Linked DNA regions of Homo sapiens: region 2 is linked to region 1. The links are chromatin contacts, found by Hi-C in ENCODE. All regions are on one chromosome and are shown on one strand. Each heading gives the region's core, a stretch centred on a gene start or an enhancer-like site at or near the end of the contact. The rest is flanking DNA. Distances are from core to core; before and after follow the strand shown. Region 1 overlaps QKI (QKI, KH domain containing RNA binding). Region 2 overlaps LOC124901499 (a long non-coding RNA gene).

What was found. Hi-C counts contacts between places; a loop is a spot of excess contacts on that map. Pooled maps may share reads with other maps.
Region 2: a loop to region 1 is called in a pooled map, with 5 times the contacts of the local background. The contact joins two enhancer-like sites. A Hi-C loop is called at or near these places in 2 of 168 maps with a recorded cell type or tissue (heart left ventricle and heart right ventricle), 1 of 37 single-sample maps with no recorded cell type and 6 of 50 pooled maps.

The regions. Positions count from the first base shown.
Region 1 is chr6:163,437,682-163,440,624 of GRCh38, reverse strand. The region is part of intron 1 of QKI (QKI, KH domain containing RNA binding); the gene reads right to left. Among named protein-coding and RNA genes, the nearest start is that of QKI, 24 kb to the right of the region's middle. Within about 2 kb of position 1,529, at least 5 of the 41 ENCODE cell types and tissues checked have a DNase peak (open chromatin) inside an H3K27ac peak, as active enhancers do.
Region 2 is chr6:163,754,800-163,757,744 of GRCh38, reverse strand. The region is part of intron 1 of LOC124901499 (a long non-coding RNA gene); the gene reads right to left. Among named protein-coding and RNA genes, the nearest start is that of QKI, 340 kb to the right of the region's middle. Within about 2 kb of position 1,489, at least 4 of the 41 ENCODE cell types and tissues checked have a DNase peak (open chromatin) inside an H3K27ac peak, as active enhancers do.

The DNA of each region.
Region 1 (2,943 bases), core at 280-2,779:
TTTTATTGAGTTTCTACATCTCATCATATAACTTAAACTAAGGAAGTTATGCCAATATTAAAAGCATTATGTTGGATTCTACAGTCATTCAGTCTATATGGCTAGGAGATACAAATCCAGAATTCAGAGTAATGAAGTCTAATGTCTTTCCACATAAAAAGCCTCCCCAAGAACTCTGTGGTGGAAGTCAGCATTTTATTCCATTATTATCAGGTAGATTCCCTTACAGGTAAGTAATATTTTCACCTTCATTTCATAGTTAGGAAAGAGAGATTTGGGGATTAAGTACTTTCACCAAAGACCACATAAAGATGAAAATCTAGCTGACTCCAAAAGCTGTATTCTTTTACTCATACCATTTGGCCTCTCCAGCACTACTGCTCCATCCCCAAAGTTAAATTTGGTTGCTGCTAGAGTGAGTGATCATGATAGTGGGAAAAGCAGTGATGACAGATGGTAAGAGCTAGATAGAGAAGAAGGAAAAGATGGGGCAGTGAGTAGAAATTAGAACTATGAATAAAGTAAAGAACAAAAAAGTAGAGACATATACAATGAGGGGGGAAAGGAAATGGTATATTCAAATTAAAAGTGGAATGAAAATCAGACAAGACATTCTCATTTAAGCTTTTCACCATCCATATTTACTCATCCATGAGGACTTCTAAGATTATTCTAGGCCAGGCACAGTAGCTCACGTCTGTAATTCCAGCACTTTGGGAGGCCAAGGCAGGCAGATCACTTGAGATCAGGAGTTCGAGATCAGCCTGGTCAACATGGCAAAACTCAATCTTTACTAAAAATACACAAATTAGCTGGGCGTGGTGGCACACACTTGTATTACCTGCTACTCGGGAGGCTGAGACATGAGAATTGCTCACACCCTGGAGATGGAGGTTGCAGTGAGCCAAGCCACTGTACTCCAGCCTGGGCAACAGAGTGAGACTCTGTTTCAAAAAAAAAAAAAAAAAGGATTCAGGACGCGGTGGCTCATGCCTGTAATCTCAACACTTTGGGAGGCCGAGATAAGTGGATCACCTGAGGTCAGCAGTTTGAGAACAGCCTGGCCAACACGGTGAAACCCCATCTCTACTAAGAATACAAAAAAAAAAATTAGCCATGTGTGGTGGCGGGCACCTGTAATCCCAGCTACTCGGGAGACTGAGGCAGGAGAATCACTTGAAACCAGGAGGCGGAGGGTGCATTGAGCCGAGATCGTGCCACTGCAATCCAGCCTGGGCAACAGAGTGAGACTCCGTCCCCCACCCCCCCGAAAAAAAAAAAAAACAAAAAAAAACCACGAAGGATTATTCTAGAGCGAAAATTCTGAGTTTGATAGAATAAATTCTTTCGCTTGAACAACAAATATTTGTAGGTGTCTGTCATGTAATACATGCTCAAGAATCTGCTATTATTAATGCAGTAGTTCCTATCTTTCTGTGGTATCAGACACTGTGCTGGAGACACACTGGTAAGCCATACAGCCCTTGCCCATGAAGACCTGGCAGTGGGCCAAGCTGTGGAGGTGAAAGAAGATGAAACTGATGATCTGGACCCTGTGCAGGCCTAGGTTAATGTGTGTGTTTGTCTTCAACAAAAAGGACTCAGAAGTAAAAATTAAATAGAAAAGTTCGAAAACAGAAAAGAGCTTATAGAATAAGGATATAAAGAAAATATTTCTGTACAGCTGTATAATGTATTTGTATTTTAAACTGTAATTGTAGTCAAAGGTTTAAAAAATTTAGAAGTTTATAAAGTTATAGTATGTTAAGGTTAATTTATTACTTAAGAAAAATATCTTTTATAAATTCAGGGCAGCCTAAGAATACAATGTTTATTAAATCCACAGTAGTATCCTAGGACTTTCACACATTCACTCACCACTCACTCACTGACTCACCGAGAGCAACTTCCAGTCCTGCAAGCCCCATTTATGGTAAGTGCTTTATACAGGTATACCATTTTTTATCTTTTATACCACATTTTTACTGTACCTTTTCTATGTTTAGAATGTTTCTACGTTTACACAAATACCATTGTGTTATAACTGCCTACAGTATTCAGTACAGTAGCATGCTGTACAGGTTTGCAGCCTAGGAACAAAAAAGGCTATACCATACAGCTGAGGTGTGTAGTAGGCTATACCATCTAGATTTATGCAAGTACACCCTATGATGTTCGCAAAAGGAAATAGCATAATGATGCATTTATCAGAATCTATCACTGTCTTTAAGCAATGCATGACTTTATGTGTATGTGTATATATATCTTTCTCTTTAAAATAATAATAGTACTGGTCATCAATGTCATTATAAATGATGACTGTGATGTAAAATTATATTCTGGAAATACTGTGTTCTGATAGATCTGAAAGACAGTATCTACTGATCTGATCATTATTTATCTGAAATATTATCTGAAATCTGAAAATGGTCTTTTCCCAGACTTTGTAGGCATAAAAAATACTTAGAAAAGACACCTAACAAATGCTGTTTGCAAATGACTTCTCACATGTAGATCTACTATACATAGCAAAAGGAAGGTAGAATGTAACAGGTTAATTTTCCCAACTCATTTTTACTAAGTTCCTCCTTAAAATTCAACCACATAATCCAGAAAACCTTAAAAGCTACTCAAACACAAACCTCACAGTACATTTAGCTTATGAAAATGACCGTCAAATACTTTTCCAACACTCTTTTTAAAAGGTCAGAGCTTTTTCTTCCAGGATCTGACCTTTTTTGGCTTAACCACTTTTCCGGAGTTTAAAATTAGTTTAACCACAAATGAATAATTTGAGGGAAACAGAGATGGGAGGGGAGGGCATTTTAGCGTCTAATACATATTGACACAAGTTTGGAAGGTATATTTGCATTACCGTAATGTAAATTTGCATAACTATAACTCAAACCCTAAAATAGTTATCTAAACAAAAACAAAAAACTG
Region 2 (2,945 bases), core at 240-2,739, 320 kb before region 1:
AAAGTTTGGAGTCATTGGAATGCAAATGGCACTTGTAGCTGGCAACAGCCATGAGCAAGGGTGAGATCTCCAGGCAAGAGCAGAGTGTGAAGGAGACCTGAGAGCAAACTGTGAAGGAGAACAGGATGGAGAAGTCTGCTGAAGAGGACAAGCAGGAAGAGCAGCCTGAAAAGAAGGCAGGGCCATGAGGGGAAGTCAGCTGCCATCAATGAAGCCAGTGTGGAGAAGGAAAGGAGAGATCAGCCAGGTCAAATGCTGAGAGTATGAAATGAAGGCTGAAAATGCCCATCACACATGATGATGTGGAGATACCTACTATTTTGTTAATATGATATTAGCAGGATACAAAGTTGAATGCATTGAGGAGTGAAGAGGAAATGAAAAAATTGGGCTAGTTACGCTCAACAAAATAGAACAAAAGACCCTATTAAAAAATGAACAAAGAATAGATATTTCTGCAAAGAAGATATACAAATAGCTAACAAGCACATGAAAAGATGCTCAATACCACTAATCATTAGGGAACTGCAAATCAAAACCACAGTGAGATACCACTTTATCCCATTAGAATGGCCACTACTGGAAAAAGAGAGAAATACAAAATAATAACTGTTAGCAAGGATGTAGAGAAATTAGAATCTTTAAGTGCTGTTTGTGGGAATGTAAAATTGTATAGCTACTATGAAAACAGTACGGAACTTCCTAAAACATTAAAAATAGAATTACCACATAATCCAGTAATCCCACTTCTGGGTGTGTACCCAAATGAATTAAAAGCAGGGCCCTGAAGAGATATGTGTACATCCATGTTCACAGCAGCACTATTTACAATAGCAAAAAGACAGAAGCAACCCAAGTGTCCATCACTGATGAGCGAATGGATACACAAAATGTAGAAATGTAGTGTATATACAGCCGGGCACGGTGGTTCATGCTGTAATCCCAGCACTTTAGGAGGCTGAGGCGGAAGGATCACAAAGTTAGGAGATCAAGACCATCCTGGCTAAGACGGTGAAACCCCATCTCTACTAAAAATACAAAAAATTAGCCGGGCGTGGTGGTGAGCGCCTGTAGTCCCAGCTACTCAGGAGGCTGAGGCAGGAGAATGGTGTGAACCTGGGAGGTGGAGCTTGCAGTGAGCCTTGGCACTTCACTCCAGCCTGGGCGACAGAGTGAGACTCCATCTCAAAAAAAAAGAAAAAAAAAGAAAAGAAAAGAAATATACGTGTGTGTGTGTGTGTGTGTGTGTGTGTGTGTGTGTGTACACTACTATGGAATATTAGCTCCAAAAAAGAAAACTTTGACACATGCCACAACACGGATGAGCCTTGAGGACATTAAGCTAAGTGAAATAAGCCAATCACAAAAAGACAAATACTGTAAGAGTCCATTTACATGAAGTATCCAGAGCAGTCAAATCAGAGAGAGAAAGCAGAATGGTGGCTGCCAGCGGCTGGAGAAATGGGGAAGGGAAACTTGTTGCTTCATGGGTATAGAGTTTCAGTTCTGCAAGATGAAAAGAATTCCGGAGATCAGTTGCACAGTAATGTGAATACACTTAATACGGCTGAACTGTTTACTCAAAAATAGTTATGATGGTAAAATTTTTTGTTATGTGTATTTCACCACAATTTTTTAAAACTCAGCTATGAAAATGTAACCCTTATATGTGGGTAGAATAAATCACATGTTTTAGTAGCTAAAAAGAAATACTCGGCTAATTATTGTATACACTTCTTTCAAGGAATTTGGTGTAGAAGAAAAAAGAGATCAGGTGGTAACTGAAAGACAAATGTGAGATTAAGAGAAATTCATTTCTTCTATAAATACGGTAGAAGCTCAAGCATATAGAAATGATGATAGGAATGAACTGGGAGGGGGGAAATTTAGAGCAGGAAAGAATAATCAATATTGAGACATCTCTCAGAAGTGGGAGGAGATGCAATCCAGAACACAGATAGAAAGATGAGGCTTGGCCAAGAACACAAACACCTCCTCTAAGTGCAAAGAGAGGGAATGAGGCTGGGAGGAAGGAATGAGGTATTCAGTCAGGTATATTGATTTGGGAGCAGAACGTTGAAGGGTTCTAGTCTAAATGCTTTAATTTTCTTAGAAAAGAATCAGGGTTCTCTTCTGAAAAGACAGGTATTGATGAGGCTTTAGAATTTCCAAAATAGTAAAGAAAGTTCAAAATAGTCATTAAGAGCACAGGAGAACATCCTGGCCAGGGAAATACGGTAGGATTGCTCGGCAGGATGGAGCCCCCATTCAAGGCTGGTATCTTATGAGTTTATCAGGATTCTTATCTGCCCTATTGTGTGGTTTTCTCTGACCTCCTGGGATACCTGGGTACAGGTACAGAGAAAATGTATTGTTGAGTTCGTCCAGAGTTGGGGTTTTGACAAATTTGCCGAGGGACGGGGAGATGATTTGGTAAGACCTAATGTTGAGGAACCAAGGAATCTAAGGTACATATGGAGAGAAATAAGGAGAGACCAATGGATGAGGAAAAGGTTAAAGAATGAATGAACAGGGGGTTCCGAGGGCCAGAGATGGTTTTAGTGGAAGTAGCTGATCAGGCAGCTGGAATGGTTAAAAAAAAACGTGTAGCAAGAGAGAGGAACATGCATATTAAGAATCTTGGCAATGACACTGCATCAAGTTGGTGGGGCGGGGTGGGGGACACATGACAAAGTGGGGGAGTGGCCACATGTGGGGCACCAAGAGGACAGGCCATCAAGCGCATGCTGAAGGCACCCAGGAAGACGGCAGAACCAGGGTGGAGAGAAGACAGAAAACCAAGTGACAAAGCCTTCATTTGTTAGGGAAAAAGGAGGGGTGCTTTTTACAGTTTTATTCACAACATTTGCTATTATGGGTTGCATCGTATCCCCCGAAAATTCCTATGTTGAAGTCCTAACCCCCAGCAACTCAGAGTATGTCCT